Regions from separate parts of the Mus musculus genome. Here region 1 is linked to region 2. A link is a loop called in an ENCODE intact Hi-C map of the cell type or tissue named here. Cell type or tissue: left cerebral cortex. All regions are shown on one strand. Each heading gives the region's core, and the rest is flanking DNA. Links, peaks and the distances in the headings are about the cores only.

The links. Hi-C counts contacts between places; a loop is a spot of excess contacts. Peaks named below come from ENCODE experiments on the same cell type or tissue, not always from the same donor. Only the 100,000 strongest peaks of a DNase experiment are listed, where the experiment ranks them.
Region 1: it touches region 2 in a loop (4-fold over the local background); 15 of 42 quality-filtered maps call a loop at or near these places.

What each region holds. Positions count from the first base shown.
Region 1 is chr3:18,151,744-18,164,406 of GRCm38, reverse strand. All of the region lies in intron 1 of Cyp7b1 (cytochrome P450, family 7, subfamily b, polypeptide 1), which reads left to right. Among named protein-coding and RNA genes, the nearest start is that of Gm23686, 20 kb to the left of the region's middle. In left cerebral cortex, for the core only: a CTCF peak has its summit at 5,767 (motif pointing right); a DNase peak (open chromatin) is centred at 5,857.
Region 2 is chr3:18,046,815-18,059,477 of GRCm38, reverse strand. It overlaps Bhlhe22 (basic helix-loop-helix family, member e22), which reads right to left and starts at 5,153. Exons shown (of 1, transcript NM_021560.4): 1 at 1,964-5,153. The coding sequence starts at 4,690. The coding sequence ends at 3,623. In left cerebral cortex, for the core only: a CTCF peak has its summit at 9,716 (motif pointing left); DNase peaks (open chromatin) are centred at 6,807, 7,694, 8,994, 9,692 and 2 more places; H3K4me3 peaks cover 3,359 bases; H3K27ac peaks cover 1,555 bases.

The DNA.
Region 1 (12,663 bases), core at 3,374-8,373, 110 kb before region 2:
TTCGTGTTAGGAGATTTATACTGCCGTTGCTTATTACCAAAGAAACAGTTAAAAGGGATTTATGGCAGTGCACGTTATGTATGTGTCTGGAATTTTTGTGTGTTTAACTTCTCTCCTTTCCTATCTCTGTTTTCCCCCTCCCTTCTCTTAACATTATTGTCAAACAGAGAGACTATCTATACCTACAATTAAATGCAAATTTTATTCAGGCATTTAAGCAGAATCACATTCATTCATTAAACCAAATGATTCCTTTATTTGAAAAAATATATCAGCACATGGCAATGTGACACCCCGCTTACAAGGGACTCCAGTTCTCTGTCAGTGCAGAAGTTTACTATTTCATTATTAAAAGATTAAACTATTGCAAAAGGTGCCTGGTGACTGTGAATGCTTTAGTTAATTTGATTATGCCCATAAAAAAAGAATTTAATTCCATAGCAGCCACCGAATCTTATGCCTGGCAGAGTAGTTGCAATGTATTACAGGCCTGATCTTGTCCTGGGAGAGACTGGATTTGGCATTTGGGTGAGGCTGGGAGGAAGAGATGAGCCATTCAGTTCACCAGTGATCTCAGGTTAACACCATGCCACAACATTTTCAAAACGCTCCGTTTTCTTAGTTCTGAGTTACCAGAATGTTACAAAGAAAGGGTTTTGATCTCATGTAGATAGCATAGCATTAATTACCCTGACACTAATTAAACTGCATCAAACAAATACCACCGTGTTCCTCAGGGGGACAACAGAAGGCAGTTTAAAATAATTACTGGAGCTTCATGCATGTGTGAAGTTTTCATTACTCTTAGGACAGAAGCAAAAGAGATTTGATATCATTAGAATAACCACCCTTTAGTGATTGCAACACCACTACCAAAAACAGCGACTAAAATTTCCTTGGAGCATATTGATGTCTAAATAGGAGTGGCTTCACTTCTTGTGAGTGGTAACTTGTTCTTAAGAATTGGAAGTCTGTGAAGCAAGAACAGGTGTTGCAGTCACATTCTGGTATGACTATGTATTAGCTTATGCTTGTCAGACCATTTCATTAACCACCCACTGCTATCACATATACATATACTTTGTTCTTTCTGAACCATGAAATGAAATGCGTATATCTTCACTAATGCTGGCTATCAATGTAAATGAGGAAAAGGGGCTTATCACCAATCACTGGTGGCCATGAGACCCACACCTCTATGCACTCACAGGTAATAAACATCTTTTTATAAGTAGGAAAGAAAATGCATTCAGCTCTCCTTCCAGGAAGGCTTGGTGATCTTGCCCTAATTTCACAGTCCTAGATGGCACTTTCCTGCAGACTGTACATACACTGCAGTGGGACCATTGTCAAACATGGCTTTCCTCTCTAAGCCAGATGTAGTTGTTATCTTTTAAATACTTTAACCTTCTAGAGGTAAGCAACCTGTCCTGGTCACAGAACATTTTGAGCCAGCTGGCTTCTGTGAGATTGTTGCTGAAAGGGCTGATATCAAAATTTCTCAACCCCGGCTAAAGGAAAGGCCAATGGGATTTTGAAAAGTGACATTGTCATTTTATTAGGGTCAGTTGTAGTGATTACAGGAACTGTCCCTGTGTGCATGCATGTGCACATGCATGTGTGCATGTGTGTGCCTATGTGCATGAGTGTGCATGTCTGGTACACATTCTTTTGATGTCTATTTCCTGTTTAGAAGCTGAGTGAAACCCCAGTATTGTCCTCACTAGGCCACATGTCCTATTTATCTATTGACAGATAAGCAGCAGGAGACAGGTTACCTGGGTTCTAACACCAGGTGCCAGCCTTCCTCTCTCAAAGGAGTTAGAAATTAGAACAGGAAAGCAGTCACTTTGGGGTTCTTTAACACATATTTCATCTGGTGAATGGCTTTGAATGCCATTGGGGGGGGGGGTTTCAGAAAGTTCAGTCCTACATGTTGTAAGCTATTTATCACAGTTTTGGTTTTTTATTTTACTTTCTTCTGAAAGTTATAATTTAAGAAAATTGTGCATCATAAGGGTTTTCCATTTGTTTTTAAATTTTAAATAATAGCAAATATGTTAGGAAACTAATACTGTTTCCTGAATTTTAAATTGCCACACTAATCAAGTGGAGGGAAAATCAGAGCCTAGTGTAACAGAATAAGAAGCAAGAATCCAGTTGTAGGATTTGATGTGTGAAAAAAAAAAAAACACCAACAAAAACCCCTTTTGTTCTGTGATAGCCAGATGGTTTGTCCTATTTTGGGCAGATAGTATCTTCATAATTCTTTCTTGAATGTCAGTGGTTTTAACTGGCAGACAGTAATGACTATTAGAATTTTCCTTCCTTCTAGGTTATATAAAGTATATGTTTGAACATTTGGATGATCATACTGTAGAACAAGAAAACATTTTCTTCATTACACTTAGCTCATGCTCAAAAAAGTGTTTATATAATTTTTAAAAAACCTCTAAAAATGAACAGTTCTTTTGACATGATGTTGACAGAAGTCACTTTGATCTAGTTTAGAGTCATGAATTTTCTATCTGTTCCATTTTTCCTGGGGCTCCATCAACTCAGACATCCTGATCTGTCATTTTGAAACTCTCTGTGAAAGCCTTGACAGATAGAGGTTTTGACAGGTGCTGGACTCTGGCAGCACTTCCGAATAAGCCGTGTATATTTCTCCAGGTGAAGTGACAAAATGTCTCACAGTGTCAAAGGAGCTGAGCAGGCTTCGGTCACATCTAATATTCTAAAGCAAGCCTCTGTTTATGTTCTGTGTTTCAGCATGGTGGACTGGCTAAAATTGAAAATTCTGTCAGAACTTGATATGAGAGAGCCTTTGCCTAATTTACGAGTGGCCATGACATTGAGAACAGCAGAGCTGATGGAAAAGCCCTTTAAAATTTTAAATCAATGACTGGCGGCAATGATCACTCAGGTCAATAGAGTCCCTAAAACTATAACACACCATTCTGCATTTTCTGTTTAAAAAAATCCGCTTGATACAAAACCACTTTACCATGTTCTCTTTTGAGACCTTGGCTGGGAGTGCCAATAAGAGAAACTGTTGGTTCTAATTCCACCTGGTTATAAGCTCTCATCCTTCAGACATGACATTGCTCGTCCCCCTTTGTGGGCCCAATCAAGGGCCAAGGAATACATATAAACATTGTCTACATCTGGAATTTTGTTGTTCTTTTCACATAATTATTTGAAGTCTGTATTCGCTCAAGAAACAGCTGTTGAAGGTTGAGTGGGATATAAAATGGCACAGCCTGGAGACGCCCTTGTTCACTCAGTCATCTCCCTTCTGATGTGATCCCTGCTGGCAGGGTTGGCCAGTGAATTCAGCTTCTTTGACAGCTATCAGCACCACTGACTAGTGGTTTAGGGTGTCTTAGCGAGCGAGGGAAAGAGTAGGGAAGAATTCCATTAGTTCAGGGTTTTCCCCCTGCTGCTGGAGCAAAGCTTCTGCCAGCAGCCATTGAAATCAACACCATGCTCCTGTGCCCTTCTGACACAAATCACCCCAACATCTGGCTCCACTGTATGCTTCTTTCCGGGTCCTCGCTGGACAGTGCTTGCTGTGAATGCTTTCTCGAACTCTTTTTGATTTGTATGAAAACAAAAGGAAGCTTGTTTTACCCCATGTTTTGGATTTTTTTTTTTTAAATATTATTTCAAAAGAATAGTGGATCTGGTAAAATTCCTTCTTTCCCCCATTTTAATCATTTAAGTGGAACATTTTATATTATATTTGGCAGACAATACACACAAACACACACACACACACACACACACACACACACACACACACACGGATGCCATGTATGTAGAAGCATCTAGCCTGGAAAGCCCAGGCCTGTCTTTCTCGGTCAAACTTTAAAGAGTTAAGAAGAAACACTAACTGTTCTTGGGGTTTTGTGTTTACTCCAGGGTTCAGGTTGCTGTTCTCTCTCTCTCTCTCTCTCTCTCTCTCTCTCTCTCTCTCTCTCTCTCTCTCTCTTGACTTGCAAATCAACAGCAGCAAGGGCAGAAATGTCATGCATCTTCTTTCATCCAGGTTGGAAAATACAGGGCAGTTTGGGAATGTTGCATAATGTCAGGATATGTGTTAGAAAATATAATAAACCACCTTCACTCAGTTGGTAGCAGGAGTCAGACAGACAGCCTATCTTCGTGAGATGGCAAAGTATCCCTAGATATTGTTAGCTCATCTCCTCTGCCCTTTGTCCTCCAGGGTGGAGTTCAGATTCAACCAATAGGAATGCTTCTTCTGCTCCTGGCACCATCTTACAGGATGGGCAGACACAGACAAGGGCCCATCTCAGAGCTCAGCATCTAGATTGATAAGAAGGGAAATAAAAAGGTTTTAGGTTATAAAACTTCAAATTTCTGAATGTGTTTGGTATTCTCTAGGTATTGCCAATGCACAGTAGTGCTTATAGGTGAGTTTAACTTCAGTTACTCATAGGTATGATTGTAACAGAATTTTCACTTTACTACAAACCAGATGCCAAATCTTTAAGCGAAGATGTTAGACCATCACATTCTCCGGTACCTACCCCAGAACCTGCCATGCAGAGCCTGTTCCTACAGGGAAGCTGTGACTATCTTCTGTATCTACTATTCTACAAAACAATTGGCAAGTTTCTTTTATTTTCCTCTCCCTCAAAGAAACTGAAGCTGTAGATGAAACAGCCTTTTTCCCAGTGTGATATAACTCTGAGTAACTAAAACAAAAATTTATTTTATAGCATTTGTCACACATTTCAAAGCACTTTTACTAATCTGGTTCATTTTTCTCTTTACTCAACCTCATAAGTGATACGTGTACAACAAACAAGGAGTGGCTGAGCTCTCAAGTCCACAGTAACTGGGAGAGACTTAAGACCAGAATTCCACTAGCATTTAGGTAGTTTCTAATTTTAACTTCCATTTTCATGTTGTAAAATAAATCTCTCGGAGATGGGTCAATGCGCCCACAAATACTTCTCTGGGTGTTCTGAACAATAAACAAAATGCTAAAGTCTATAAATCTGAAAAGAATAGAGGCTTTACACTTGCGGTTTAGACAGTCACAGATCAAGCTTCATCTTGAATAAACAGGAGGAAGGTGGCAATGGGGAGGCCCTCCTGGGAGCAGCTAAAGAGGCTGCAGCTTAGGGAACCGGCTTCTCCTGGTCTTTTTCTCTGTCTCTCTGACTTGGAGCTAGTCATTTGAGTTCTGTGGGTCTCAGTGTTTTGTTGTTCAGCTGAAAAGGGATTGAAAATTAGATGGTAAAAATAATCTATATGCATTTGCCACCTTTTTCTTTGCAGTTAAAAATTTTCACATAATATCGCTTTTAACCAGGCTAAATATTTATTATGTTAAATGAAGTGTTCCTTGCAATCATTAGATTGTAGCTCCTGTAGAAGAGCCACGTAACTTGCTTTGGAAAGCATCGATTTGTGCAAACAGCCACTAGTCATGCCTCCATTAATGAAATAGATAGTGGATCTTCTTTTTTTAAATATGTATCACTCTTTTATTATCATACTCAGACTATCAGAATTATAACTTTCATTTACTGTATACTTTTTCATAAGTTAAGGATACAATCTAAATTTTGCATCTTAATATTTATAATTGTCTTATTTAGAGAGCTTTAAAAATACTCATTTTTTTTCCTTTAGAAAACATCCTAGTTAGAGAAATAAATATATAAATAAATAAATCACCCTTTTGGTTAAAAGAGAGTTTACATTTATTTCTTTAACCACTAGAGGGAGTCTTCATTGTCAAGAGAGCCAGAAACCCAAGGGAAAAGGACTTTGGCTGTTTGAGAGCCATCAGTGACATATCCATTGTCTGTCCTCGACATCATGTGCAGACAGGGTAACGATGCTTAATTATATCAGGCACGTTATTTTTTGAAAAGAAATTTAGCGACATGGTTTTGTTGTTGTTATTGTTGTTCTCTTCAAATATGTACAACTTTCAAAGGATGATACAAACTTATAAAACACTGCCTTAAAATTAGGACTCCACAAAGAGAGACAAAAAGAGGGAAATTAGTGCTACCTGCTCACTCAGTTTTAGAACTGGCATGTCATATGGAAACAGAAACCTTCCTGCACCCTGCGGAACAGGCAGCAGCTGTGCCTCCTGCATCCTGACCTGCGCTAGCATCATCCTCAACCCTCAGGGATTTCCAGGGTGAGAGGGTAATCGGGTCTCATGTCTGGTCAGTCCTCGGCCCCTCTTCGGAGACTGTCGAACAAGTGGCTTTGTGCGTGTATGGTCACGGAGCCCGTTTATAAATGAGAAGCCCGACGGAAAACACCTGTTCGGTTCACCTCAGCATCGAGGAAGCAGGGAGCAGTAGGGTCGGCCATTCCTGCCTCGAGGTGCCTGGCTCCAGCCTGAAGTTTAACAACAAACAGCTCGCATGTTAGATTTCTACATTCTTGGTTGCCTGTAAAGTCTTGCCTTACTCATACATTAGGTTTCATTCACTTCTGGATTGTTTTTTATTCACCTTGATCTTGGAAATCAGCCAGAGCGGCATGAAGCAATGAGGGATCAAAAACTCACATTAGCAACTACAGAAACATACAGAAATTTAACTTTTATGTTTGCATTTAGATGGTGGTTTCTTTGAAATTCTAGAAGGCTATTCTGTTATTCCGAAGTAAAACTTCACTCAGCAGGCCTGGTGGTAAAGTCTAGTACAGTGCTTCCCAAACTGCCTGACGTAATTAATCAGTTCTCTTATTGCTTTTCCAATTTACTAGAGATCAATTTTTTCTTAAATTACAATAAAATTAAATGAGTAGAAAAGTGAAATAAAAAGCACTTGAAATACTATCTAATGTTATTATATTATCCAACATAAAACTATTCTTGAGTTGCTGTGAGAGCTTCTATGCACATGCCCGTCCGTCCTGAGTCTCACTGTGGACAGCACAGGATGCATAGTTGTGATCGGGACCTTCGCAGTCTGGCAAAGGCTTTTGTTTCACTACAATGACACTGAGGTGATGCAGGGTGATCGGAAGATCAGTGTTTTGAGTATTCCTAAATCTCAGACTTCTCACGTGTTGAAGACTCCACAGCAACAGACAGCCACGCCTGATCTCACGCCTCTGGTGGCATCAGAACATGTTTTGTTTACATTCACTTTTGGACTCTGCCTATAAAGTGCACATGAAACTTGGGGGAACCTCATTCATATGTGAATATTTTAATACCTGAAAGAAATCCTAAACCTTTTTGCCAATTTGGATAAAGGATCAGTAACTCATTTTGCTTTGCAAAATAACAAAACTTTACTAGAACCCCCTCCATATAGTTTGTGCCAGAGTCTATTTGTTGTGGGAAATATTGAAAAAGCCGGCACCGTCTCGCGCTATACCCACTTACTCTCTGCTCTGACAGGCTAGCCTCGTTTTGCCACCTATTTTACAGTTTTCTTGCTCTGTGGATTCTGCTCTCATTCCCAGCCACTCACCCTCTGTGGGCAGTGGTCCCGAATCCCAGGAACCCAGTAAAATCAAAACGCTAGAGGCTTGGGATTTAGAAGTCAGATTTATATCAGTAAATTCTCAATTCACAAGATGCCCACACAATAATTTCAGAGCCAATTGACAATGATACAAGCTGCCCACCTATATTAGAAAAGTTATCCCAATTATTCTATCCTTTATGATTCATAGCTACCTGTGGCTATTTAAAGCCACGCAAAATCTGGACTATCTTCCTCTTGCTCCATCTTGATTCCTTCTTTTCTTCTGTCTCTGTCTCTGAAACTCTTACCTCCACCTCCCTTTTCCCTGTCCACTCACAAGCTTCTTGTATTAATATTTAAATTAATGGGACAGGGAAAACTATGCTACATCTATTTAATAAAAATAAGGTTTCAAATGTTTGACTCTGAGTATATAATTGAGGGTTTTCATATCCTCTGGTGATATTTTATCCACATTATACTATAAAATGTTGTTTTACTTTATTTTTTAAATGAGTTTGGGGTAAAAATGAAAGAGATTTTTCATACTCATGAGATATTAAGTAGGAAAAAATCCAGACAGCGTAGTAAAATGATATACTGAACATGTTGCTTTACTTTTCTTTGTTTTCAATTGCTCCTTTGAAATAGAGGTGACAGTGACTTGATCTTCCAACACCCAGATACGATCTATCTACAGTGGTCTGAGAGTCAGGAGGCCAAGTGATATAACGCTTTTCCACTTACTGACACATGCTTAAGTGATGCCTTGTAGACCTCACTTTGCTTCAATTAGGAACACATTGATCTCTCTGCCTTCATCAAAGGGTTGGTCACCAGTTAGATGACACTAGTGAGTAGACCTTAGAGACGACAGGCATGTGACACTCTCTCTCAGAAATGTGGATATGTGCATGACTCTTGGAGTGACATTGATTTTTCTTGAATTCTCTTGAAGTAAGTATTCTAAGTAATCGATTTCATATACATCTTTGGTCCTTTATACTTCATCTCCATTCCATTTCTAATTTTAATTTTGGGATTATTTTCATTCTTGTTTTGAAAGGTAGATGACACAACACGATAAAAAATTAAGATGAAAAGATATTTTAAATGCTATATCTAAAGATAGTGCCATTTTCTTAGTGAGATTTCTCAGAACTGTGGGACTCAGCTTGCAGTTCAGCATTAAAGGAGTCTGGCCCCTGGGGATTCAGTGTCCCATTCCACTCTTCATCCTGGATAGCACACACATGTGCATAGGTATGACTGAACTCACATGACCACAAACATGCACATATAAGTATATGTGTGAGTGCACAAACATAAGGCTGCATGTGTATATACATATGCATGCATGTATGTGACTGTACATGTTCATGCACATGTATGTGTACTCTAATGCATACAATATCCTAGCCAGGCCTTCAGGTTCTGCATGACAGTCCTCATCATCCTGGCTTCACCCCAGAAATGAGCATAATGGAGCTTTCTTTGTAAAACAGATTGCAAATGAGATCACAAGGTCATTGCCCTGAGAGCAGGGGAGCAGGAGGTCTTTGTGCTGTGGCGCTTGGCAGCACTTTATCTTCCCCAGCCTCTTCCCTCTCCAAGGAGACAGATTTGAACAGTTTGACTTCAAAAGTGAAACTCTGATAATTGAAATAGAAGTATGCCTCTCTCCCTGGCAAATTGGGATCTTTTATTTTAACCCTTAAAGAGTAATGCGTGGCTTGAGAACTTTTGGAAGAGCGTGGGGCTTTATCTATTTACCCATATGTACATTCAACCATCTATTGAGTTCTAACTGTGCTTTACAGTGCTTGGGAATGCATATATGCAGGCAAAAAAAGCATACAAGAATAACAACAAAAACCCAAAATACAAGTCTTTCATGAAAAATATAGATGATAATTCAAGATGAAGAAATGGCATCAAAGGATATTTTCTTTTTTGTTGTGTTTGATTTTATATCTAGTGTGAAGAAGTCAGGAATACAGGAAGAATACCATCTTGAGTTTATCTTTATCTTTACACAATTAGAGCAATGAGCCTTTCTGCTAACTGTCATCTGACTCCTCCACCTTCTTGGATACGTCTCTTGTCATTTTCTACTGGATTTTGTGATGAGTGGTCTAGTGTTATTGATGGAAATGTGACCCAGGCTTCACTTCCATGCATCACAAACTGAGCCAACTTGCTGCAGTCTCAGCAACTGAGTTAACTTGTGAGTAGACATCAACCACCCACAAAAGAATGGAAAGTGTACACATACAGTCTCACAGCAGAGACAGGCGACTGATGCCCACTAAATTATTTACAGTAGAGGGTGAATTATTCCAGAGTTTAAAGATTTCATATATTTGTCAGGGAATTATAGAGAGAACTTGGAGGTCACATTGGTCTTCCAGAGGCTTAATGACTCAGAAGCCATGCAAAGTACAGTCTTCCAGCTCTTTGAGGCAGACCTATACTGTCAAAGCACTGTGTAATAATCTCCGTGAATAATTTCTTTGTGTTTTGCCTACAAGGGGCCTCCATTAATACTAATGAATACTAATGTACTGTAACCTTTTGAGATTGAGCTTGGATATCTGTACTCCATATTTTCAAAACTTAAGTTGAATGGCAGACCTCTGGGTGTTCTCTATCTCCATGGTGACCACAGGAGATCTTGATCAGGAAAGGTACCCTGACCTAAGAACCATAGAATATAAGCTGTCTTAGTTGGGGTTTCACTGCTGTGAACAGACACCATGACCAAGGAAACACTTACAAGGACAATATTTAATTGGGGCTGGCTTACAGGTTCAGAGGTTCAGTCCAGTATCATCAAGGTGGGAGCATATCAGCATCCAGGTAGGCATGGTACAGGAGGAGCTGAAGGCTGCTAAAAGACTGGCTTCCAGGCAGCAAGGGTGGGGGTCTTAAGCCCACACCCACAGTGACACACCTACTCCAACAAGGTTACACCTCTTAATAGTGCCATTCCCTGGGCCAACCTTATACAAACCATCACATAAGCCTTGCCTAGATTCTCCCCATTCTGCCTATTTGTGAGGTAAAACCGGAGAGAAGAGGTTCCACTGCCCAACCTCAACACTGATGATGCCATGAGTGCTGGTACAGGAGGCAGACCTTGTTTGCCCCAAGTGGAGTAGAAGACAATAGAGAGCCTGAATAAACCTCATGCATTCAGGGTTGACTTGGACAGCCATACTGCACTGCAGCTACCACTGCCTCATGGCCACCTTGTGTAAGTTGGATGCTTCTTTTCCTGGTAGCCTGACTCTTAACTGTGAGCAAAGGACCTCTTCTCCTTCTCTTCTATTTCAGACCTTTGGAAGAGTTGTGTCATTTGTGGTTGAATTTATGTAAAGAAATGAGAAATCTTAGGTATTTTGGTCAAGTATACATATTTGACAAATTTTTCTATTACTTAAGGCTAGTTAAAATTCTAGCAGCTATGGATGCTGGCTCTGTGTTAAAATAATGCTGACCACTGGCTGAACTGCTTTACTACCATTCCTGGGCTGTCTCTGCAGCTACCCGAGGACTGTTCCATCTCAGGCCTCGTTGCATCCAGAATAGATCCAGGATAGGTATATTCGTGGGAGGAGAGGCTGTGAGTCCCCTGACATGTATATGTCACTTTATGCATGTGAATTTCATTTTACTTTTCATTGAGAGGCCTACCACTAATGCTTATGTGTGTATTTAACCTGGAAAGAAATGTCTGGGCAGAAAAGGAATGCCTGGAAGTGTCTGTGTCCACACCCATAGCTACAGCTATAGACACATCTGAAGACTGAGAAGCAGGAAGCTACAAGGCGACATTGCCTGCTCTTTAAAATTCATTTTAAGTATAAAACAAGTTTTAGTGGATGTATTGTTCTGGTGCCCTTGGGAGTTATTTGAAGTTAATATTTTTTATTTATTTTTGATTTATTTGGGAATTTCAAATACCAGTACACTGTATTTGTCAAATTCTTACACCCTGCTGCCCTCCCCATGCTCCTGGATCCCTCCATTATCCTCTATCTAGACAAGGTCATAGCACATAACATAGGCTGGTCTGAAACTTGCATTCCTCCATCCTCTTTAAATTTGGAAAATACTAATACATCCCATTTGTTTTCAGCAGTATTTTTTAGACATGATAGGAAACAATAATTTAAGAATGTAAGAGTCATGTCAGTACCTGGCTTCAAGGTACACTAGAAACTCAAGTGTTTCCACTTTCTTCTAAAATATGTGACAACCTGACTTTGTCCAATATTTCTAATAGAATGTTTTCTCATAAGCATAAGAATGTATTGGTACCAAATACTTTTTTTAAATTTGTTTCTGTATTGCTGGGGTTCACACCCAGGACTTTGTACATACCAAACAAGAATTCTGCTACTGAGCCCCAGCCCTAGGCCTGGACTCTTTGAGCAGGTTCTCTTCTGTGTTTCAGGACACACATTGTTCTTGCCCCCACTTCTCAGGTGCTGGGAAGATAGACAGGAACCACAGTGCCAACTGCTGGCTCGTTAATTCTGCAGGGAGTCAAGAACTCAGAACTTCTTTAAGGATTTGACAAATGCAAGATGGGATTCTCCTTTTATGTAAGCATATATTTTTACAGGAAAAACACAGCCATATTCTACTTAAAGCCTTTTCTGAGGAGCAGGATTGTCATTTGTGACTTAGAGTCCTATATAACCATTGCTCAGTTGGACTCTTGGGTAGTTAGGAACCATAAATAATTCACAGAAACAATAGCTAGTTTAATATGAACTGATCCGATTATTCAAAAGCAACATGGAGAAAGAAGATCACTGTGATATTTGTGATTGGGGGGGGTACTTTCAATAAGCACTTGCATAAGACATTCAAAGTATAGCTTTCTTCTGATTTTTAAAATAAGTTAGTTCAATGGATATGTTATAGGGGTTGGAGAGGTGGCTTAGGCTCCTCTTCCAGACTACCTGTGTTCAGTTCCCAGCACCCACATAACAGCTCACAACTGTTACTAACTTCAGTTTCAGGGATCTGGCACCCTCCTCTGTCCTCTAAAGGCTCCAGGCACACAATCAGTGCATTTAACATATGTGCAGGCAAAGAGTCATACTCACAAAATAAGAATAGATCTTTTTGCAATCAAGGATGCTTGGTACTTGGTAACAATGTTTTTGAA
Region 2 (12,663 bases), core at 5,211-10,210:
AATTCTGAAGGCCCTGGTGTTGACTCCTTGGTTCTTATGCAAGTGTCCCACCTGGGTAGACAGTGTGGCACAGCAGTGAAAGGACTAATGCTCCAGAGAAGGCAGAAGACAAGTGGCCTGGAGTCTGGATGTAGAGAAGTGGAAATTTTCTCCAGCCACCCTCTTCCTTAACCAGGAGCAAATGCTGGAGAAACTCTGGAGGGGTTAGGGTTGAGGCAGAGGAGGACACCTAAGCAAACCTGGAGTTTCTTTGCCTTTTCTTTCAGACATCCTATGGCTTTTATAAAAAACATATGCTGACCAGCTCCAGTCAAAAAGCAAAACAAAACAAAATGTTGACATCTCTGAAAATATTAAAATGAAAATAAATATAGTTGCCTCCAATGCATTTCAGTACTGCCCGCTTGTTGGGCATTTTCTGTCTTCAATATTCTTCTCCAACGTTCCCTCCTTACACTTGAGTTCTCTTCTGGACTAAGCACAGAAGCTGAGTGGTTGGAGGATGAGGAGAGAGCCAGCATGTCTTTTTCTTGAAGTTCAAGATTTGTTATTCTGTCCGATTTCTGATAATGGTGGAATAATACAGTTTGTAAAGGAAGTGTTTCAGGGAGGCCTTCTTAATGATGCAAAATATTAAGCAGTAAATCTTGCAGCAAATGTGTCCCCTACAATGTTAGTATGCAAAGTGGGGGGGGGGGGAGTCTGACTAGTGGAGGCTGTGGCTAATTCCTAATCAGAATGATGGACAGCAGGGACAGAACAATACAAACTAATGGCTGTGTTGCTGATCACTTTACCCCTTGATTAAAGACACCCAATTATGGTGCAGAACACTGTCGTAATTATGTTTCTTAATCACATCCAGGAGGTTTAATTGCCTTAACGATGTGTTTCATTAAATGAATTTAGGTATTATAGTCGACAGTTTTCATACACAGTTGTTTTCAAATTAACATAATATTAGACATCGTCATGGAAATTGTTTTAATAATCATAATTAGACGCACCCAGGCTTTGTCTGGTAAATGCTGAGAGAAGGTCTTCTCCAGCCTAGGGGCTACCCTGGTCCCTTCCTCCTGTCTACCATCACTCCCTGGCAGAGGGGCTTGAGTTTCAAGGCCTTTGCTCTTATGTTGTCTGAAAAGTTACAGGTTCTGATTAATCTTCTTTGATGAAAATCGGAACAGAAAGCATCCTTCTTTACCAGCCTCCACTAAGTTTGATGGCATTTAGGAAGGTCTCTATGAGCTGAGGCTGCACAGACCACCCCCTCCCAAATGCATTTAGGTAATTAGGTCCAGTGAAAGTTCTGGACCTTCAAACCTCAGTATCAGTACCATCATCTCTGTGATGTCTATAAGTTATACTTTCTACATTCAAGAGCAAAGGTTCAAATATAAACAGATATGATATACCTTAGTAGAATCATGCCTAACCCAATTCAAATACCAAGCAACTCATTAACCAATGACCTAATAAATTCTGGAAGTCTCTGCGGGCATTCCTTATACTTACATAATTCAATCACGTTGACCCTTTTGTCACAGAAAAGCAGAATGAGACCTCCATAAAGTTGGTGCTCAAAGAATCCAGATTTATCTTTTCTTTTGGTCTTCAAGCATTTGAATGCAGAACTTTTGTTTTAAAAGTCTTTAAGAAAATGTACCCACCTTGGCAGGCCCTAGCATGGCCTAGATTCTGTACATGTGGGAGAGACTTTCAGGGAGACCCTGGCTTTTTAAGGATCAGGAACTCTAGACACGTTCTGGGTCTAACCACAGACTTCTTTCACCTCTGCTCCATGGCCATCCCCAGTTCTTGTCCTCTTAGTAACCATGTGAACTAAGGCTACTCATAATTTGTGCAGCACTGCCAAAACTTTGGTTCCACTTTTTATGAAACTCCTTTCTTTTCCTTTCCTTTTTTTTTGTTACTTTCTTCTACAAAGCACAGCAAAATAAAATGTTTGATCAAAATATTTTAATAAAGATTCTTTCTGACATAGATACACATACAAATGGTCGTACATAGCTGTCATAGTCTGATTGACCTATTTAATATATATATCATTCTTTACACATCCAAAACCAACTGATAGATCCATCATAGCTCTGAAATCACCAGACAAACTGAATTTGTATTATCTGTAAGGAGTGGAAAATAGCAAGACTCCATTTTAAAAGGGGGTGTTCTGGATTTTCACAGGAGGAAAGGCAGGCAGATCGCCATGCAAACTAAAACTGAAAGCTCGCTTTGGGTAAATAGCTTCTTCCTCTTCCGTAGCTTCATTTCATGTCTTTTAAATTTTATTTTTCTTAGAAAAATAACAAAGGATTTCACACCATAAGCAAATGAAACCAGTCTTTTAACTTAATAAGTCATCACAGGAGGAATAACTTATATATGTACATCTATATTAAAAACAATTAAATTAGACCTTTTAAAATGCACAGCACAACCTGAAAAATATATTTGCCTAGTATGTTCTTACTTGTAAAATCTATTGCTGTGATGTTTTTCTGTTTTGGAATGCAAATAGGTCCCCTTTTGGAAAAGAGATCAATTCATTCATCAATTAAGAATACACCTTTCCTGTAATTTTTGGACTGAAGCAATTTATTAAAGCTCAATTTAAATACATGGACGATGCAACTGAAAATATCCAATGCCCTTTCAAAAACCTCAGCAGCTCAGATACATCAATATTTCTCTTCATATTTGTTGGCAAATATACCCTTTGAACACTAGGCACACAGTGTAAGTTAATATATAAAACAGAATTTTAGAAGCATTAAAAAAATCTACACTTAAGACCCAATACCTTAACACATAATAAATACGGTTGATGTGGATCATTGAAGAATAACAAATAAATACCATAAATTGTTAATACATCATTGCAGAGTAGAAAGCAACAAGGTGCACATAAATATTTTAAATGCAATTCTTTCAGCCACAGCCTGCTTTTTAATATCACTCTCACCAAAACTTTGAGCATTTTCACGGAATTTTAAGTTCAGAGACAATAAAAAATACAAGTCTTTCATAGCAACATGTCTCTCTGCTTTCCCCTCCACTTAAATAAAGTCTGCATTTCAAGTTTTTCTCCTGGCTCAGAATCAAGATGTATTTTCGAGTGCCCTTTCTGATTTGTCTGAATGAATATTCTGTCCCCGAGCCTCTCAACTCTGAACCCCTCTCCCTTTCATCACTTGCCAATTGTCAGGTGTTAGTAGGATTAGTATTTTGCCACTCAGTACTTTTCTCGTCTAATAATCAAGCACTACTTTTCAACTTATTTTCGCCTCCAAAGAAGACTGTACTTCCTTGAGATCTAGGGAGCCACCAAAGTTGCCACTTTTCTGAGGGGAAAAAGGAAGCACACTTCATCCGCACTAAACCTCCCTCTCCCCTCCCTCCCCACCCCAAAGACCGAGATTCCGGGCTTGCCAAGGCTGAATGTCCGGTTTGTCTCTGATACTTCTAAGTTCCTGCCTCTGCTTTGTTTGCCCTGCAAGTGTTTCACAACTTAGGAGAGGACCAAAGGAAAAGGAATGGGGAGCAGCTTCTCACTTTCCTCTAGCTTTGGGGTCGGTCTCGAGGTTTTCGAAGAAGGGAGTGTTTAAGGCTTCTCCGTGCACTGTTTGCAGAGGCTGGACGAGACGCTGTTGAATAGGGCACACTTCTCGGGGCAGGAGGCAGCGGGCGGCAGCCCTGCACTGAACGGGTAGCCGGCCGCCTGCTCGTAGGCGCCGAGCGCCGGGTGCAGGGCAGCGGCCGCCGCAGCCGCGGCCGCGGAGCTGGGAAGAGAGGCTGCCGAGATGGCCTGGCCTTGGTTGAGGTAGGCGACTAAGCGCCGCATTTCCTCCAGGGCCTGTGCCTGCATGAGGATGTAGTTCTTGGCGAGGAGCAGCGTGGCGATTTTGGAGAGCTTCCGCACTGAAGGGCTGTGCGCGTAAGGAATGACCGCGCGCAGCTCATCCAGAGCGTCGTTCAGGTCGTGCATCCTCCGGCGCTCGCGAGCGTTGATGTTGAGGCGCAACGCCTTCTGCTCTTTGGATTTCTTGCTGCTGCCGCCGCCACCGCCGCCGCTTCCGCCGCCACTTGTGGGGCCCCCCGGGGGGAGGCCCGAGCCACCATGCAAGTGGGCGTTGGAGCAGCCCTCGGCCACCTTGGCGCTGCCGCCCCCCGCTCCCGGCGATGCCCGCGGGTCGGGGCCCCCGGCTCGCAGCACCAGCTCGCAGCGGCCGTCGCTGTCGTCGTCGGGGCTCTGCTCGCCCCCGCTGCTCTCGGCCACGGAGCCGCGTCCGGCGCTCTCGCCGTACTTGAGGCACAGGGCAGCCCCCGCCGGCAGGCTGCTCAGGCTCGGCTCGCCCCCCACGCCCGCTGAGCCCACGAGCAGCCCCGGGACACTCACCCCGCCGCCGCCGCCGCTCGCGCCACCGCCTCCTCCGGGCGGAGGCAGCAGCAGCCCAGCCCCTTCGGGATCAGCGGGCTCGAAACAGCCGAGGGGCGACGAGGACGACGCCGGGCGTTCGCGAGTTGGAGGCGCCAGGGACAGGTCCATGCCCGGGGGTGTGGAGCGAAAAGCCGCCTCCAGGCGCTTGGCGGCGGAGGTGCCCAGGCTCTTGTGCAGGAAGAGGTCGTCTTCGCTCGCGGCCGCCGCACCGAGGTGCAACCCGCGTTCCATCGTCCGGGCCAGCCGCCACCTGGGCTGGAGAGTCAGGCGGCCGCACAGACGCGCGCCGGCGGGGTTCCGGAGCTGCTGCGTGCGTCGGTCCCCACGCTGCCCGCAGCCCTGTCCCCTTCTTTTTCTTTTTCGCCTTCCCCCGCGCTCGCCGCCTCCTCTTCTTCTTCTTCTTCGTCTCCAGCCGACGGTGCTGGCTGCTAAGGCTCACCATGGGCCGCGGCCCCTCATGGTGGGAGGCTGGTCTCGGAGGGAGCGGGGCTGCCGCCGCTACCGCCTCTGAGTCCAATCCCGCGCCTGCTCTACGCACCGTTTATCTTGCTTGGATTCACCTTCAAGAGATTTCCGGACCCATCAACCAGCCGCCGCCACAGACGGGGGAGTCTTTTACATCATTATCTCTGAGTAGGTTATTATGAAGAAGACTCGCCTGTTGGGACAGCGCTTTCTACCCAATCAGGTTAACGTTTTAATTAATAGGATTAAAACGGTAACAAACAATCGCAAGCGCTATCTGGCCGCGAGTCTGAATAGTTTCATTTCCCAGGTCTGAAGACAGGCAGCAGCCAGAGCTTTATAAAAGGCGCCTGCTCCATTATTCTGCCTGCCATCTGTATACACAGCTTAGCGCATATGTTTGCAAGGCGCTGGGTCCTGTTAGTAACCCAACAACTGCCTTTAGCTTGACATGTGTGGCGACTTTCACTCATCAATGAGCACACTAAAAGCCCTACTTAGAGCCGAGGATGTTCTTTGCTCCTTCAGCAAATTGTATATCCGCGGTAAAGACTGGGAGTCCAGTGGAAAGCCCCCGCCCCCACTGAGCACCCCCCACACACTACCCTTCACTGGGCCACTACTGTCTCAGCTTGCTTAGTTACCCTCATAGGAGAGAATTCTATATCTCCCTGTTAATAGCATGTCTGCATTTATAGATGGAACCTGGGGGCTGGGGGTAGGGGTGAGGTCCCTGCTGGCTTGTCTCGAATTTACCCTAGATTTTCAGCTAGTATGTCAGCAATGCAAGAGCCAACCCAGATTTTCTCCGCACCACTTTTCCCACAGCCCTCCACTGTCCATTTCCTATATAGATGGAAAAAAAATCAAACAATTAAAGAAAGCAACAAAATGATGACCAAGTTGCTTACATAGCCCGTTTGATTTAAAACTCGGAGGGGGCGGAGTGGGGGAGGCCTTTGCCGAGTCCCCCACGCTGTTAAGTTGGTGGTGAGAGAAGCTCACTGCTTCGTGGACAGAAAGAAAAGAAAAACTAGTCTCAAACTTTCCTCAAGATTAAATCCAGTTGCTTCGCAAGAGGGAACATTCAGAGTGGAATCTTCTCACACACCAAGTGGGGGCATTCGTGCATTTAGCTGCTCTGAAGACGTTTGGGGACATCTGGATCCGTCTGGGCTGTTCCTGCAGGGTTAGTTCAGGGCAGAATTGTGGAAACAAGAGCTGTCTGGATGGAGATAGTACACGTGGTCCTCGTGCTTCTGAGTCCAGTTTCTCGAAGCACACGATATTTAGTGGCTAGTTTTCATCCTTATAAGTAAAAACCGTATTCCCTCTTATCTGGCAGAATTACTGAAGGCTGTGCAGTTTGGGGTTTCTCTGGTTTCATTAAAAAACCTTTTAATTGTGGCTTTCAGAGTTGGCCCCAGGTGTTGGACTCTTTTCATTATATTTTGCTCTAATGTGATGAAATTCTAATTCTCTCCTTACCATATGGTTAAATTTCCCCACTGAGAATTAGTTGAAAAGGGAGAAATAATCTATTAATCTCTGTAATAGATTCACAAATGAGGTTCATCTCAGAACCTGTTTTTGAATGGTAATATCAGAACAGTTGGGCACCTTATTTCATACAGGAAACGTGAGGGCGACACAGAAATGTCTACATTGTCACCTGGAAAGGATGGAAAGGAACCTTGGTTCTACCCTTGCAGAATGGAAAAGTCATCTGTAACTGGTGTTCCTTCGGCTGAATCGGAACCCGCAAACGGACTGCTGGAAGCTGTATTGCTTGAGATCCTGCGGTTAACAGAAGGCCTGCCAATGTGTATAGCTGTGGACCATAGCCGCTTTGGTGCGGGGCGGTGCCTCTTTTGCGCTCTGGGCTCGCCGCCTCCTCTCTCCCTCCTCTGTTCCTCGCAGCTGTTAGCCTGTCCCTTTAGGAAGCTAAAGACACAGACGCGCTAGTGTTGTTGTTTGTCAATTAGCAGCTTTGTTTTCAGAGGGATCATAAAGGAAGGGTCTCTATAAACTTAGGCTAATGAGAGGCTCCTATCAGGCTACTAACACAAGATTGGAGGCTAGCACCATGGGGATTCTGCACAGACTGGCTAAAAGTCTTCATTAAAGTCTAACTTCGTTTGCCGGTGTGTGTTTTTCTTGTGCTCTCTAACTTTCCTTAAGATGCCTGAATTCCTTCGGGTTCTGGAGAAGGTATTTAAAAGGCACACGGTGTAGCAAATACCAGCTTGATAGGCGCTCTAACTGGCTCCGAGTATCTTCCAGGGTAACATCCAGGAGGAGATTTTACAAAACATGATGGCATGAGGCATCCCGGTTTCCCTTGTCCCACCTCTGATGCCTTCCAATCATCCAAAGCTCCACAACAGTTTTGCTCAACTTGATTCCCCTAGGTATTAACCAGCCACCTCTTCTGAGCTTGGGGGAAATCCCACAGCCTCCCCGAAGGAGTTGGTTGTTTGATAGTAGCGGAAAGTTGTGCTGGGGAAATGGCCAGAGAATTTATGGAAGCTTTAAACGCGGGTCTTATAACCACCTTCGGGGAATGGTCTTCCAGGTTTATGCACTCGTAAACTTTTGCTGATTGCTTCTGGGAAGTTGTCAGGCACTTAACACTGCATTTATCTTACAGGGCAATGAAAACACATCTGCCCGACGTCTCGTTACCTGGTTTAATCATCACTAACCCGAGTCACTGCCTCAACTTCCTTTCACTTTGGGTAGAATCAGACTGCCACTGCCGGGGTTCCGGCTCAGAGAAGGGTGACGTCCGCAGCTCCCTCAATATCTGTTGGCCACAGGAACTTTAGAAATCTTAAACTTTGATCTTGCAGAAGTTGCTAGAATCAGGGCCAGGGCTGCTGACGCAATAGGCACGTTCCAAAATAGAAGAGAAAGTCCAAACCAGAACTTTCTCCTGTAGAGTGAGGTTGGGGAAATCAACCAGGGCTCTAACACCTGACCTGAAGCATCTATAGGAAAACTCTATCTTGCACAGTTTTTTTTCAAAGAAAGAGGTTTGGGAAACCAGAGACACAAGGGACGGGTCTTTTAGAAAGCGCCAGAGGCAAGGTGGGACAAGTAGGACCACCCAGGGAAAACAGTTCCTGGGTACCCCTGTGTTTAGACTGGCGCAGTGAAGCTCCTTGGCATCAGGAAAGGTACATTTTCGGCTAAGTGTTGGATACCAAATGTATACATATCAAAGAGCTCTCATAAAGATGAACAAATTTTATTATTATGGGAGGAAACACTCTGAAAGCCTTCAATAGAGGCTAAAATAGTCAGCAAGCACCACTGCATTGGAATTAGAGGGTGGAGTTGCAGCCCCAAGTAATGTGTAGGTCAAACTTATATTTATTAGAGATCATTCTATGCTCGGATTTGGAAATAGCTCAAGCAGAATCATGATAGAACTCACTCTACCTTTAAAGTGAGATGCTAAAAATTTCGTTGTGGTATTTCTGCATCTCTGATAACTTTATGACTTGTCTAAATTAAGCAGCCAGGAGAAGTCTGGCTCTGGCTGTCTGAGTGTTTCAATTTCTCTATTTCAGAACACTTTGAAAAATAAAAACAAACTAGAGGGGGAAAAAACGTAAACTTTAACTTGAAGCCGCTCTGGGGGAAAAATTAAATCTGTAAGAGCTGTGGGAAGAATGTGACAGACTTGGAAAGTGTGCTTTTCCCTGTCCTCCCACTGGCTCTGAAGGTCCTGTCTGTCAGCAACCACTGAGCCCCCAGGGATCAGCTCTGAGGAACTGCTCCTGAACTGCCAAGTACAATGCGATGAAGTCGGCATCCCAGTCCCTCTAGGCCAAGGGGCTCCTGGCAGTGGTCCTCCAGCCCGAGGATGAGGCACCTTGACCTTGAAGCTGCATTTACTTCCTCTAACCTGCAGTGTTTCTTGTAGCTTGGGGTGGCTGAACAACGTCTGCCGCCCCCTGGTCCTTTGAGATCTCAGTAACACAGAGCCACATTCATTCAGTTCCCAGGGTAAGTTTCTCAGCATCCTTTTGCTTGCTTCCTCTCAAGAACTTGGAGAGACTGGGTCTGCGAATGCCTATCGGATTGAAGAGATTCCCTCCGGAAGAAGAAGGAACCAGGCAGTGGTTCGAGATGAAACAGTTCTGGCAGCCCTCCAAAGTCTCAACCCAGTTCCCCAAATTCCGATCTGGAATTGTTGGGGTCTGCTCCAAACTTCACCTACCTACCTAGTTCCTCTTAATCGATTCCAACAAAGGGCATCGTTCCTCACTAATCTGGAAGTAGTTTAAGTTCGAATAGATGCTGGACAGAAACCTTCAGCCTCCAAAAGCAGCCTTTCCAGGATCCATTCAAACCGGTTCAAGCACGTTGTGGGGACGTTTCCAATTTTCAAGGTTAAGCAGTCTGTGTAATAAGAGAATATTATGGTGCCTAGTTATCACTGGTAACACCTAGAGGACGACCTAAGCTTCATGGCTGAAATAAATAGAAAGGTAGCGGAGAGAGTTCATGAAGAATTCCCTGTCCTCTTTCTTTAGACATACAATGTGGATGTATTCTCCTGGGAACGGTAACTATAGACTTCTTTGTCCTGTTATAGGAGTCTCTCCCCTGAACATTATCTTCATAACATTGGAAAACATTCTGGAACATGTTTAAAATAGTTCGAACAAAAGTGGTGGATATTTTGGGGGGTTGTCCAGAAATAAGAAAACTAAAGATTTAACGGGGCTTTGGGATCCTTAGCTCTGCTATTTAAAACCTGCAGCGCCATCTCCTGACAAAAACGAGAATATCGTGGTGTATGATAGCATTTGAATACCAAAGCCTGAAATATCCAGGTACCAGAGACCCATTTTATTTTATGCCTCAAAAGTCATTTCAATGATAGCTTGGTTATGATTAAAAGCGTTATCTAGACATCTATGTCCATTAAATACTTCTAGTCATGATTCCCAAAACTAATCATTTGTAAAGAGAAGTTTGTGTTCTAGTTTTACATATACATCATTTTATACACTCAGATGTAGTTCTCTGGTGATTTATAATACATTTTATTTAGTAAATTGAATAAAAAATGTCTTCATAGAAATTAAATCACATGTTAATTTGTAAGTAAAACTGAACAATTTCATGCAAAGGATGCTGTAATCTTAAGTACTGTCAAGAATGAACACTTCGGTTAATATTTAGCTGTTCAGTTACTATTCAGATGATTTATCACAGTGTTGCAAAATGTGACTATTGTCGTCAAGAAGCAGCCCTCCACCCCCTGCTTTGAGGTATGTTGACTAGCACCTCTGGTGGAAAAAGAGTAGGAGTAGAGGTGATATTTCCAGACATGTTTGCATCCTCATAACAAACATCAGCAGGTAATCCAGCCGCATCACCTCAGAGACCTTCACGTTCTCTAGGCAACAGTTTCCTCACCATACAGTCCTGCAGAACAGCCAATCTAGGCTTTGCTCCTGAAATGTCATCTAGGGTAACACGTGTCCAGAAAAGCTTACTAGGATTGGCCATTCTTAACAGTTGGCATTTTTGAAGTGTATTTTTAAGAAAGCTCACTTTTTATTAATAAATCAAAAACTGGTAAAGTCCAAAGATAGGGCTGGGGTAGATAGCTGATGGAGTAACAAAGTGCTTGATTAACATGTCCAAAGTGCTAGATTTCATTTTCAACTTTGAAAAAAAAAAGAACCAGAGATGATACCCCTATTAAAACACTTCTCATTTATGATTGCATACACCGGCCAGCTGCTTGAAACACAAATACAAGTAGATATGCTTTTTGTAGTGTACAAAATATTATGAATAGCCTTCAAAAATAGCAGATCAAACAGTCAAAAGCAAATGTCATTACAGTGAAAGATTAATTTTATTTATTACAGTGAAGATCTATTAAGCTAAATATTTGGACTCGTTTACTCTGTCAATGTAAGAGCTCCTGTTTGAAAGAAATTTGATTATATATAGGAGGAACTAGATAAACAGATGGTTAGCTACAGAGCTGTTCACAGTAAAATTTGAAAGTTAGCATGGATAAGTTTGACACACTCTAAAACATTTTTGATGTGGTCACCTGATCTACTCTACCAATTGGATATTGTTGCCTATAATTATGTTAAGCGATATTAAAGAAATTTTAACTTGGCTGTATTATTAATACATTTCACTGAAAAGTATGGATTCAGTTGTCTGGTCAGAACACAGGGTGAGAAGCTCAGGAGAGGGCATGGAGGGAGGAAGAGATCACATGTGTGTGTGGTAAATTTGTACAGTATTTAAGTTAGTATTATAAATTAAATTAAAATTATATATATATATACATATATATATATATATATATATGTATGTATGTATTGGGGAGAAAGAGAGAGAGAGAGAGAGAGAGAGAGAGAGAGAGAGAGAGAGCTGGATACCCAGGAACTGAAGCAGGACTAAGAGAACCAGGGCTATGTCACAAGACTTGGGCTCAAGCTAACAAATACAAAACAGGAACTGACAGCTGCAAGACATGGTGAAATGAGTGTCAATACCAAACGGCATCTTCTTATGAAAATGTCCTTGCCTAATCTATGAAGGACTACACCTTACAACACCCTAAGTTTATACAATGCCCATTGGGAGAATGGCATCCCCACGCAGGTGCTATAGATACAGGAATACATTCTTCAAACTGACTTGATGTCAAAACAAAACAAAACAACAACAGCAGGAACAAAACCACTCTTGCTGTGGATGAGACATTCAGATTTTTTTTTAGAAACATTGTTTATATTTTTACTTCCTTCCTATATTTGTAAGAACAAAGCTCATGAAAAAAAATTAAAAGAAAGCAATTGGCAGAAAAGGAAATATATGTATTTGAATCCAAAGGTATAGAGTATGTATATATAGAACACATGGGAAGGACTGTCATAGAGGCAGTATGTTTCTTTTAAGAAATTTGTAAATTCACATCTGTAGGACTTGATTGCACTGCTCTGTGAATTATTTAATAAGATAAGAATAGCATTAACAGAATAGCATATCTACAGCACATTAGTATCTTAATATGTAATATTTGACAATTTCCTTGGCCTTACTTACGTTCAAGAGGAGAATGGGCCTATTAATCACGCCTTTTCTGACTTCCTTGTAGGATTAATCAATGGAGGCTGTGAAACTGTTTCTAAGGTGACACGAGTTTAATTTCAATACGATATTGTATTTCTTGGACTATTCCGCCTGGACAGGTTCAGTGATATTTCATCTGATAGTTTATTCTTGGTTTCTATTTTATTGACTTTTTTTTTCTATCATAACTTTGTAGTACTGGCAGGTTTCAGAGCACTTTTCAAAGAATGGGCCATGGTTGAGTCATTGGATGTAGCCATTGTTAGTGCGAAGCTTGTATCAAAGTCCTATTGGTTGGCTGTATCAATGCTGCAGGTTTCTCCTTTGCCTATGGCCCATCAGACAGTTTCAGTTAAACAAGAGAACTCATCTCAAAGAAACCATCTAGAATTAATTTTTAATGAGATATATGAAGACAGTGCCTGGCAAAGGTATAAATCTATTAATCTATTACTTCTCTTGCCTTTTGTCACCAGCTAAGATGATGATTTTCATTGAGAAAAAAAAATGCTTGTCTGAATAATGTGTTTTTTTTTTAATCTCAGCTATTTCTAGTGTGCTTCGTTATTCTTCAAGATAAATTTTACTCAATAATTAGGCTTCCTATAAATTTG